2 separate regions of the Homo sapiens genome follow, and region 1 is linked to region 2. A link is a contact called in ENCODE Hi-C or POLR2A ChIA-PET data. All regions are on one chromosome and are shown on one strand. The core of a region is the stretch at or near the end of the contact, and the rest is flanking DNA. Distances in the headings are between cores, read along the strand shown.

Region 1 (5,733 bases), core at 1,199-3,698, 56 kb after region 2:
ATGTGTGCTTAAAAAAAAATCATCTGGCCAGATTCAGCCTACAGGCTGCCAATTTGTAACTCCCAATGAGATTCAAATGAAAAACAAAAACTTGAATTATTTGTATAATTATGTCAGTTCTGTATTTCCTTTTTTAAGATGAAGAAAGATAGTATGTGGTAAAGGTTGAGCCTAAGTTTTATCTTCCCCAGTATTCAGGCATATCTGGACATGCCTGGTATCTAGTGGGATGGGCCTTCTGGAATTCTACTTATAAGACAACTCAAGTAGCCTCCAGGAAAGAACTCATCCCAGTGGAAGGAAGAACCAAAGTACAGAGGTTGTATTAAGACAGCAGATGAGGTTGAACATGTCTGAGTACACATGATGTCTGCCACTCAGGTTGCTTCTAGCCCAGCAAGGAGGACTAATTCATTCTTTCAACAAATAGCTATTGAACATCTACCTCATCTGTCTCTGAGTTCTGTGACCCCAAAGTGTCTGTAATATAAGACCTAGTAGAAACTAAAGGAGTTGGTGTTTGCTAATCTTCTTAGGACATGGAGAGTGCAGCTTGTTTGTGTCATGAATATTGGTGCCAGCAGCAGCAGCCTTGGCTCCAGGACTATCAATATCTTTGATGCCCTTGAAGTTGAGCTTTGAGCCTTGGAGGCCTGCTTGCACACATCAGCAACTGCAACAGTGGTGGTAGTGCTTTTGGTGGGCAGTGGGACATGGCTTGAAGGATTGCCAGCAGCTGCTTATATCAGGCATGGAGAATTGTGAACCACATGGCAGCCAAGAGAACTGTTTTGGGAGTACACATGAGACATCCCTGTACATTTTTGGAGGATGAGAGCCCTCCAGGAGAGGTAGAGAAATGGTAGTTTATAGCTTGTTTTTGTGCTGTCGTTTGAGTCTATAAGGTAATATATGGTTTTTTTTTTCTTTGTCTTTGGCAGCATTTAAAGAAATTACATGCTGCATCTTGTAATAAGATTGACATAATATGCCTGCAGTGAACATGGTGGACTCAAAATCAAATCTCAAACATTTGGTTTTGTTTTTTAAAAATAAAAAGCAGCAAAATTATTATAGGTTTTGGGATATGAGGTTTAAAAAATCACAGCATTCATTCCTAATTTTTTTTTCTCTTTCAAAACATCCCTACAAAATCAAACAACATTGCTGATGAGCTGTTCTTTGGCACCAGCAAGCAGCTTATTCCAGAGGAAAAATAACTTTGGAGATAGCCACTCCTTTCCTGCCAGAATTTTGAGAGACTGATGCCCTTTTCCTTCATTTCTGCAATGCCTATAGGCTGCAGATTTTCAGTTACTTCCTGAAATCCTAAATTGAATTCTATTAAAAACATATTTGGTGTTCTCAATAAAAAAAAGTTTGGTATTATATTTTGGAGACCACAAGTTCTCTGTAAGACCTAAGGAATTCCCCTAAGTAATCAGAGTTTTCCACAGAGTTAAGTGGTTGCTACATTGCATTTAAGCCAGTGTTTTATGATACCTGATAAGTAAGGCATGTGGTACATCAGTATTTCATCCAGACAGCAATACCTTGCAGGTTTCCAATTTTCTGATGGAGTCATATTTTTTGTTTGCTATTTATTTGAAACCAATTTTTTAAGCCCATGTGAACTAAAAGAGTCACTTTATTTTGATACTTCAGTTCTAGCCAACATAGAATATCCACAGCAGAATATGCATTAATGAGATGAGGGTCAGAGATCAGGAGATTTGCATTCTAACCAGCAATGTTTTCCTGGAGAAGTCATTTCCTCTATGGTGTTCAGTTTCACTGTCAGTAAAATTGGAGGTGGGGAAACTGGCCTAGACTTCAGTGTCTAGAATTCTGCAATCCTTAACCTCTGGATTATGAGAACTCTCCCTGGAGAATCTTAATGATGGATTAAGTATTTCAAAAAGAAAAATTTAACTGGAAAGGACTCTCGAAAACCATTGGTATTATAAGTTTCTTTTTTAACAGAGAGCTAGGGTTATTTTCTGTGTATCTTTGGGTACAGGTGCCTGATATTGTCACCAGTCAGTCAAAGCTTGTTTCTATATTAACTTAATAGAATTTAGCTTTCTGGAACACAATTAACAACAAGAATATGAAACATTTATTCGATTCTGATTTCATAATATTTCTTTCTTCCATGCCTCTAGTCTGACGGTGTCTCTCTCTTTTGGACCATGGTAATAGACTCCTAACTGGTTTTCCCACTTTGGGCCCCTTCCTCCGACCCTTTTTACATGATTTTATACTTGGATTACAAGTTAATCTTTCCCACATACAGCTCTTCCCTATTACTTCCCTGCTCAAAAACCTTAATAGCTCTCTGTTGGCTACAATATAAAATATGAACTCTTTCTCATGGCATCCAAGACCTTGCACTGTCTGACTCAACCCTGTTTCCCATCCTGTGGCGCATTGCTCCTTGTCCCACAGTCTTCTGAGCTTCCTGTTCTTCCTTCACATGCCCAGAAATGCTCTGATTTTGTCCCTTTGTCCCACCGGTTCTTGCTCCCTCTTTCTACCTGTTCAGATTCTACCTCTCCTTACAGTTTAAGGCCACGGTTCTGATATCACCTTCTCTGCCTGCCCAGCTTTTCTTGGTCTCTCTTAACTGCAAGGGACCTATAATTTTTCTGAACTCCTGTAACAATTTATCTGCATCTCTATCATAGGAGCTATCACTTCCACTCTATATTATAGATATTTGTATTCATATCTTACTTTCCTCACTAGATACTCATTTTCATGAGGTCAGAAGCAATATTGTTCTGTATTTGTAGCCCTCAAGATACCTGGCACATAGTAAGTAATTCTTCTATAAATGTTTGCTTAATGAATAAATGATATCAGAGTTACCATGGAAATCTGAACTTACCCAAACTCCTTCAACTAAATTAGAACCACTCACAGGGCATATTTTTTAAGTGGGAAATTTCTTCATCTGTCTATCATCTATCTATCTGTCTGTCTGTCTGTCTGTCTGTCTGTCTGTCTGTCTATCTATCTATCTCCATCTATCTATCCTTCTGCAACTTAAAATTTCTCAGCCTATGTTTGGTTTCAGTGAGGAAAACTAAGAAAAAAAATAAAAAGGTGCAATAACTTAAACTGCAGGTTTAGCAAGTAATTTTTATCCAGCTCCTTTCTTTCATGCATTTTGCCATGGTCAGCTTTCAACAATGGTTTAGGTTCACATTTGTTTGCATACTGTGATGTTCAAATGTTTGTTAAAGCTGATGCAACTCTGAGAAAGATCAACACTAACTCTGTAGATGGAACATACAAGTTTTAATCCAGTGAAGTGAAGATTTACTCGAGGTATTGTTTCATGTGGGGCACTGAGAAAAGTCATGGCCTTTTAATTAATTAATTTATTTTTTTGGCAAAGAGCAGCCATTCGATGGAAAATGTGTACCTAAATAGGGAAAGTTAGATGTAGATAACTGGTCACAAGATCTCATTATATAGACATTATATGCATATATATGTATATATAATAAAGTGGTTATATATGTAAATACATACATAAAGCCACTTTATTCATTTCTAGGCCTTTTGTGATGTTTGCCAATTTTTATACAAATTCTTTATCTTAAAATTAATCTTAAGAACCTTATATCACATACTTGGAATTTGTCTAGTTGAATGTAAGAATAATTTCCAAATATCTGCACACTAGAAAAAAATTAAAGGAAATTTAAAAAAACTGAAAATGTTCATCAACTGGTGAATGGATAACAAAATGTAGTTTATCTAACAATGGAATATTGTTTTGCCATAAAATGGACTGAGTACTCATACCTACTACAACATGGATGGACATTAAAAACACTAAGTGAAAGAAACCAAACACAAAAGGTTACATATGGTGTGATTCTATTCATGTGATATTTCTAGAATAAGCACATTCATAGAGACAAAGTAGATTCTTGGTTGCCAGACGCTGGGAAGAGGGGGAAATGAGGGGCTACTTATGGGTTTAGAGGTTTTTTTTATGGTGATGAAAATGTTTAGAATGAGATAGTGGTGATGGTTGCACAATTTTGTGAATATACTAAGAGCCACTGAATTGTACACTTTCAAGGGGTGAATATTATGGTAGGTGAATTATATCCCAATTTAAAAAAAATACAAATTGAAGATTCTGCACAAGAAGAAGATTTTCCAGAGGTTTTCTTCCAGCCAGCACTGACAAGTACAGAGAAGACAGTCGTTGGCAATCCCAGTCTTCAACACACTTGCCCTTGCTAGTCACTGTGTTTTATGGTAACCGAGCAGGACCAGCTAAATGCTTCTGCCCTCTTTGCCTGGACTGTGTGAAAGCCCATCACTGCTATGCTCCAGTGAGATAAAATCATTTATTTGGCGGCCGGGCGCGGTGGCTCACGCCTGTAATCCCAGCACTTTGGGAGGCCGAGGCGGGTGGATCATGAGGTCAGGAGATCGAGACCATCCTGGCTAACAAGGTGAAACCCCGTCTCTACTAAAAAAAATACAAAAAATTAGCCGGGCGCGGTGGCGGGCACCTGTAGTCCCAGCTACTCGGGAGGCTGAGGCAGGAGAATGGCGTGAACCCGGGAAGCGGAGCTTGCAGTGAGCCGAGATTGCGCCACTGCAGTCCGCAGTCCGGCCTGGGCGACAGAGCGAGACTCCGTCTTAAAAAAAAAAAAAAAAAAAAAAAAAAATCATTTATTTGTATATTAGCTTGTAATTTTTAAAGCACTTTCACTCCCACTAACTCATATGGTTCTCAAATGTTTTCTTTCCAAACATACTTATATTTTATACCCATTTATAGTTGTTCATCAAAACAGAAAAGTTTTATTTCTTATAAATGTAATGGGTTTCTCTTTGCTGTCTTTGCTGACACTTTTGTTTCACTCTCCTCTTTCTTCTAATACATTTTGCCCAGTTCTCCAGTACTGTGCATGTATGTCCAATTCTCCTGACTTTTTACATATCTGTAGTTCTTCATGTTTCTGCCTCCTGAGTCTTTATTTTCAAGTTTCAATGATTTACTCTTCATCATTCACCCTTCCCCTGAATAAGCTCAATAAGCTTTTTCTTCAAAACTGTAATTCAATTCTTTCTTTCCCTTAATCTTGGTTGAGTGACTCCAAAAATAATGTCATATCCCATGCAATGGTATTTGCTGCCCCTATCGAATATTTTTATTGTAGAACCATCATTTCTTAAATAAATAAAACATTTTGTAAGATATTTCTGTTTTATATTTACTATAAACTGGTTATACTTATTCCTTTATTTCTTGTAGACTCCTATATGTTATTTTTATATAGTACTCAGGTTTATTATTTATTCTCTAATAAGTATATATCTCCTTTAAGAGTACTTTGATAATTTCTTATTATAGTTTTTAGGTCCTCAATATTTACATTCCATTGATGATCTTCTGCATTTTATCTTATGGAAAGATACCCCTCTTCTATATTTACAAATCACCTTTTTTTGTAGCATGATTTGCCATTTCATCTTGGCCAGGGTGGAATTTGAAGCTTAGTCTCCAGCAGTTGCATTTTCTTCCATCTTGGGGCATAAGCCTAGTCTTTATAGCATCAATGCTATGGTACTCTTCTTTATGTCCCATTTTAATTTTGTTGGCATCCATAACAGCTCATGTTGCTCATTCTTTATATGTCTTAAATGCACAAATGATGCCTTGAAAGCTATGATTGCATAGCACCCTCTTTTCATTTC
Region 2 (5,681 bases), core at 2,840-5,339:
ATTCTGGTAGCAAATTCTTTATCATTTAGGTTATTTTCAAATACAAACAACAGAATGCCCTAACTCAAATTGTATTAAACAATGAGAATTTCTGTTAATCAGATAATAAGAAGGCTGGAAGTAGAGTATTCCAGCAGTTAAATGACTCAGAGCTTTTTCCACTTTTCTGTGTTGTCATTTTCAGCATATTGACTTTGTCCTCAGGTGAGCTTCTCTCTTGGCTACACAAGGTTCATATAACCTGTCCTACATGATAATGTCTAGTGGGAGAAGCTATGAATAAATATTGGGTAGAAAACAAACAGTGTTTACTATAAATGACTAGATAGAAGAGTGCTGGTGACTAGAGCTAAGAAAGCCAAATGGTGCACCTGATTGGAAGCAAAGATGGTAGTCAAAAGTGGTAGGAAATTGCATCACTTAGAATGCTTTCAGCTGCAAGTAACCGAAAACCCAACTCAAAGTGGTGGCTTAAACAGTAAGGAAATGTAGTGGTGCACACAACTGGAAGTCTAGAGGTAGAATAGGCCTTGGGCTTGGCTGAAATGCAGTTCAACAAGGTCATCAAGAACCCAAGATAATATCAGGCTTATCCTAAGGTGGTTTCCTAGTGGTCATAGGATGATAGTAACAAATACAGCTACGTGCTTTGTTCATGCCAGCAGGGGAAAAATGCCATCCCTTTTTAAGAGTGAGGAAACTTTTTCTTTAGCAGTCTTTTTGACATGGCTCATTGGCCTAGATACTGTTACATATCTGTTCCTAAGTCAGTCAGCCTTTTTCTAAGGGAATGCCATGTGCTACTTGGTTTAAGCATGGGTTCCTAAACCAGTTACAGGCAAAGAGGATTTTCTTGATTGAATCAGACTTATCTGAGGCTGTCTCCATTGCTGGGGTCAATTCCTTAAAACATATGGCTACTGTACATTGTGGGAGGGGTGGAATAGATGTTGAAGAGATGACCTCAGTGTCTACTACACAAGTAGAAGCCAACCTTAAGGAATAAAGGAGAAATGGCAAAGTACAAACATGAAAGAGAGCAATTCAGAATGGGGCTTTGGCTGGAATATGTCTTTTTTTGCATGACATGGCCGGGTTGACCACATGAAAAATAGAGGTTTCAACAACCAGTATCTAACATCTTTCACCTAATATTTTATCTGTATATATGATTCAATAGTTGTCTTTAATTATAATTCAGTTTCCTTAAGTTCTTTTATAATCACTTCTTAAAAATTAAATTTCCTGCCTGCATTCTAAAAATGGCAATATGATACACACACACACACACACACACACACACACACACACACAATGTAAGTACTAAGTATTTTACAAAATTGAGATTTCTTAAATTTCTTGATATAAATTGTCAATAATATTTATAGAGAGTTCAGTGTAGACATAGGTTTACCCTGGTCCCGGAAAGAATAAACATTTCACATTAATTTCCATTCATAGTCATTTTCAGTCAGACCTGTGACTATCGGGGATGCATGTATAGCTATTAAGATCATAGATTTGGGAGCACATGTAGGGATCCTGATATTTCATTTTATTATTTTATTAAAATAATAAAAGAGTCTTGCTCTGTCACCCGGGCTTAGGTGCAATGGCACAATCATAGCTCACTATAATCTTGAACTCCTAGGCTCAAGCAGTCTTCCCACCTGGGCCTCCCAGAGTGTTGGGATTACGGGTATGGGCCACTACACCTGGCTAATTAAAAAACTGTTTTTAATAGAGATGGGATCTTGCTATTTTGCTCACGTTGGTCTTGAACTCCTGACCTCAAGCAGCTCTCCCACCTCAGCTTCCCAAAGGGTTGTGACTACAGGTGTGAGCCACCATGCCCAGCCTCATTTCAATCATTTTGGAAAATGTATAGTTTTATTCTTAAAAAGAATCAAGAAGCTCAGCCTGTGGTCCCAGCTACACAGGAGGCTGAGGCAAGAGGATCACTTGAGCCCAGGAGTTTGTGGCAATAGTGTGCTATAAATGTGCCTGCAAATAGACACTGTACTCTGGTGTGGGCAATTTAATGAGACCCTGTCTCTAAAAAAAAAAATCAAGAAGCTCAAACTGAAAGACTTTTTATTCTAAAAATGTTTTATTTTCATTATCCTATTGTCTTTGAAATTATTCTGTGATGACATTTACATTTCAAAATTAAGAAGAGGAGAGCATACCTCTTGAGTAGCACAGGAAGGAGGAATTGTCAAACACTTTTAGGCTTCTACCATGGTAGTTCTGCCTTTTTTTTTTTACACTGTTATTTGAATCTATGATGTTATTCATGAGGCCTTTGGAGTGATTTTTTTTTCTAAAACACAAATCTGATCATTTTGTTCCTCTGCTTAAAACCCATCATCTGCTACTCATAGCCCTCAGGTCTGATCCTACATTCCTTTGCCCAGCCACAAGGGCCATGATGAGAAACCCCTACTTAATTTCCACTTCCTGCTCTGACTCACCTCCCTGTCCTCTGTCTGTATTCCAGCCATGTTGATAGACTACTTGCAATTTCTCAAATGCGTCAAGCTCTTTCATGCTCTGCCAGGAGCACCTTTTATCCCTCTTTTCTCCTAATCAGCTCTTTTCTTTAGGATACTCTTCCAGGATTGTCTCTCCTGGTTTAGATGCCCCTCATATGTATAGCCGTATCACTCAGGGCTGACATGTTGATATGGTTTGGCTGTGTCCCCACCCAAATCTCATCCCAAATTGTAATCCCCATAATCCCATGTGTCGAGGGAGCGACCTGGTGGGAGGTGATTGGATCATGGGGGCAGTTTCCCCCATGCTGTTCTCATGATAGTGAGTGAGTTCTCATGAGATCTGATGGTTTTATACGTGTTTGACAGTTCCTCCTTCACATGCCCTCTCTCGCCTGCTGCCATGTAAAACATGACTGCTTTCTTTTCTGCCATGATTGTAAGTTTCCTGAGGCCTCCCCAGCCATGTGGAACTGTGACTCAATTAAATTTCTTTTCTTTATATATTACCCAGTCTTGGGTAGTTCTTTATAACAGTGTGTAAATGGACTAATACACATGTCATTGCACTATTCACAGCACACTGTTTTGAAGATGTCTATTTACTGATTCTTTTTCATGTCATCACCTTTGTACCTCCAGAGCTCAATACAATAATTGGCAGCAAATAGGCAACTAAACATTTGTTGGATGAATTAATATAGTTTTTTTCCCTTACATTTGCTAATAACTAAATAGCAATGATTTAAGCAGCGTTTACATGCAGGCACCGTAGTAAATGCTTTATATTATTTATCTCATTTAATTTCATAGTTATTATGTGAATAGGAATCATTATCCTCATTTTTGCAGATGAGATAATAGGTCTAGAAACATTCAGTAATTTATCTAAAATTAAGTGACAGAGCTAGGATCAACCCTACGTCTGTTAGGTTCCAAATCTTTGCTTTTATCCTCCATGCAACACATTATGGAGATCCTCCCTGATACCCTAGGTGAAGAAAGAGACTGGAGACTCTGGTCTGATGGCCTTCAGGATCACTATTCAGTCAGCTCCATTCAGTGTCCAAGGGTGTAATGGTGCTAATCTCAGTGTTATTCTAGGCAAATATTCAAGCAGTAAGCAGTGCTCTAAGATAAGCAAGCACCATTTCCATGGCTTTAGGGTTATCATTTACCTTCCAAGAAGAATGCTAGGTGGAGGCTATGGGTATAAAAAGCAGGATTCAGTCTTTTAGGAGACAAGATCCAGAGCTAACAATGCATCAGATGCCCAGCTAGGAAGACTAGGTCTTGGTATAAGTCTCCATCCCATAAAGAATTGGAATACTAAGTAAGGAACGGAGATTGGAGCAGTGATAGAAACTGAGCCAACATGGCAGCGTTAGGGACTAATATGTGGTCATCCTGAGCTTGTCAGACACCAAGTCTATGCCAACAAGGCAAATTCTAAATTCCACTTACAATATATTGAATCCTTTAAAGTATTCCCCACCCTAGACCCAGGAATTGAGCAATTATATGTGGGGCTAAATGATAGACCCCAGTGACGTCCAGAATTGGAAACAGCCTATCTCCCTGGTGAGTCAGGCAGTGAGTCAAGAGAAAAAATGTGCTGAGCAGCTTCCTAGGTGAGGAATTCATGTCAAACAGTTGCTAAATCAGTATTAGAAAGAGAAAGCAGCTTTCTTTATCCTAACTTAATTCTTCCTGAATTTTTAAAAAAGAGTCCTTAATTATGTTCTCTATTGACAGTTACTTTCTTGCCTTATTATATGTAAAGGAAAACTAAACAATGTGTGTTTTAAAAATCTGATTATTTCTTTCTCCCACTAAAAATATTTCCCCTTACTAAGAGGTCTTCTCTTTCTTAGAAGTAGCATAGAAGAGTCCAGTTATTTTCCTTATGTCATTAAGTTTTATTTACATGTTCTCTTTTGATGTTTTATTTCAAAAGTCCTGTACAGAAATAGGACTTTCCTTTATTTCATCATCAGTTAGTTCTCGCTTGGCTCCAAGTTTCTGCAGTTCCCTTCTTCCCTCATCAAAGGCTTCATGGTCCTAACCATGAGCTGAACTTATCCTACTGTCTATTATACGACTTGAACAGAAGAGGTTTAAGGGGCTGTAGCCCAATACTATGGGATTCAGCATCAAGTCACCCATGTTGCCAGGCCAACTCTGACTACCTGCTCAAGTTCTGATTACAAGTCTCTGTCTCATCCTCCAAGATCCACTTGTGCACCTGCTTGTGCTTCAGTTTAGTTAACGGAGTTTCTGCCTTGCTTCCCTGTGGCTGGTACTGACTCTGTTATTGGTTTGGTTTCTTCTTAGTTTCATATTTTCTCCCATTTGGGGCACCCCACTCTGAGTATCAGAATCCATAGCATCAACTGTGTGAATTTATCGATTGTTATACTCCTTAGGTATCATGATGCACTATAATTTCGCCCAGCACCTTGAGTGAGGACTGGCTACCCCATCTCTCCCATCAGGCTCTGGGTGATCCCACCTGGTCTGATGGGTGGCTCTAGATCTAGGTGCTGGTGCTTCAGAAGCAGCTCCATTATGAAGCAGTTAACCCAGCCCCATATCTAGATTTGACTTTATCTTTAGTTAAGGGAGTTTCCTAAACTTCTAGCACTTGATGAAGCAATCTAGAAATTTTGAGGTTAAACATTATTTTAGGGTGGAAATAGTACAAACATAAATAGAATAACAATATCACAATTCACAATTCACATGCTAATTCAAGTAAAGTATTTTAACTTGGAACTCTATGTGGAAGACTTCAGTCACTTCCAAATACTGATATCTTGGGACTTGATGTAATCCTATTCACATATGTTTCGCATTATACAGTGTAAAGGGAAGGGTGAGTAACCATATTCTTCAAATGAGAAACATAACTCAAAAGAATAAATTTCCAAGCACATGAAAACTAATTTGCATACTCTTTGGAGACAGAAAGAGTTTCTTTTCATTAATTTCAGTACCTTTCAAAAATGAAAGCATAAGGAAAAATATTGTTTCTTGACTGTAAAACAACGTGACAGTCTTCGGCCTCATTTTCTCTGCCTTTGCTATCTCGGCTTCCCACTAGCTGAGTTTAGGATCTCTGCTGGCAGGTGTAGTACTACCACTCTGCCGAAACTGGTCCAGTCTGGAGGCTGGATATGCTAAAGA

What was found. Hi-C counts contacts between places; a loop is a spot of excess contacts on that map. ChIA-PET counts read pairs that join two places held with the same protein, here RNA polymerase II (POLR2A). Pooled maps may share reads with other maps.
Region 1: a loop to region 2 is called in a map of endothelial cell of umbilical vein, with 3 times the contacts of the local background. The contact joins two enhancer-like sites. A Hi-C loop is called at or near these places in 3 of 168 maps with a recorded cell type or tissue (endothelial cell of umbilical vein, mammary epithelial cell and psoas muscle) and 2 of 50 pooled maps. POLR2A ChIA-PET finds 5 or more read pairs at or near these places in 1 of 52 experiments (MCF 10A).

The regions. Positions count from the first base shown.
Region 1 is chr2:63,732,151-63,737,883 of GRCh38, reverse strand. It overlaps a transcript of WDPCP not described here. Among named protein-coding and RNA genes, the nearest start is that of UGP2, 110 kb to the left of the region's middle. Within about 2 kb of position 2,448, at least 4 of the 41 ENCODE cell types and tissues checked have a DNase peak (open chromatin) inside an H3K27ac peak, as active enhancers do.
Region 2 is chr2:63,789,504-63,795,184 of GRCh38, reverse strand. It overlaps a transcript of WDPCP not described here. Among named protein-coding and RNA genes, the nearest start is that of UGP2, 50 kb to the left of the region's middle. Within about 2 kb of position 4,089, at least 4 of the 41 ENCODE cell types and tissues checked have a DNase peak (open chromatin) inside an H3K27ac peak, as active enhancers do.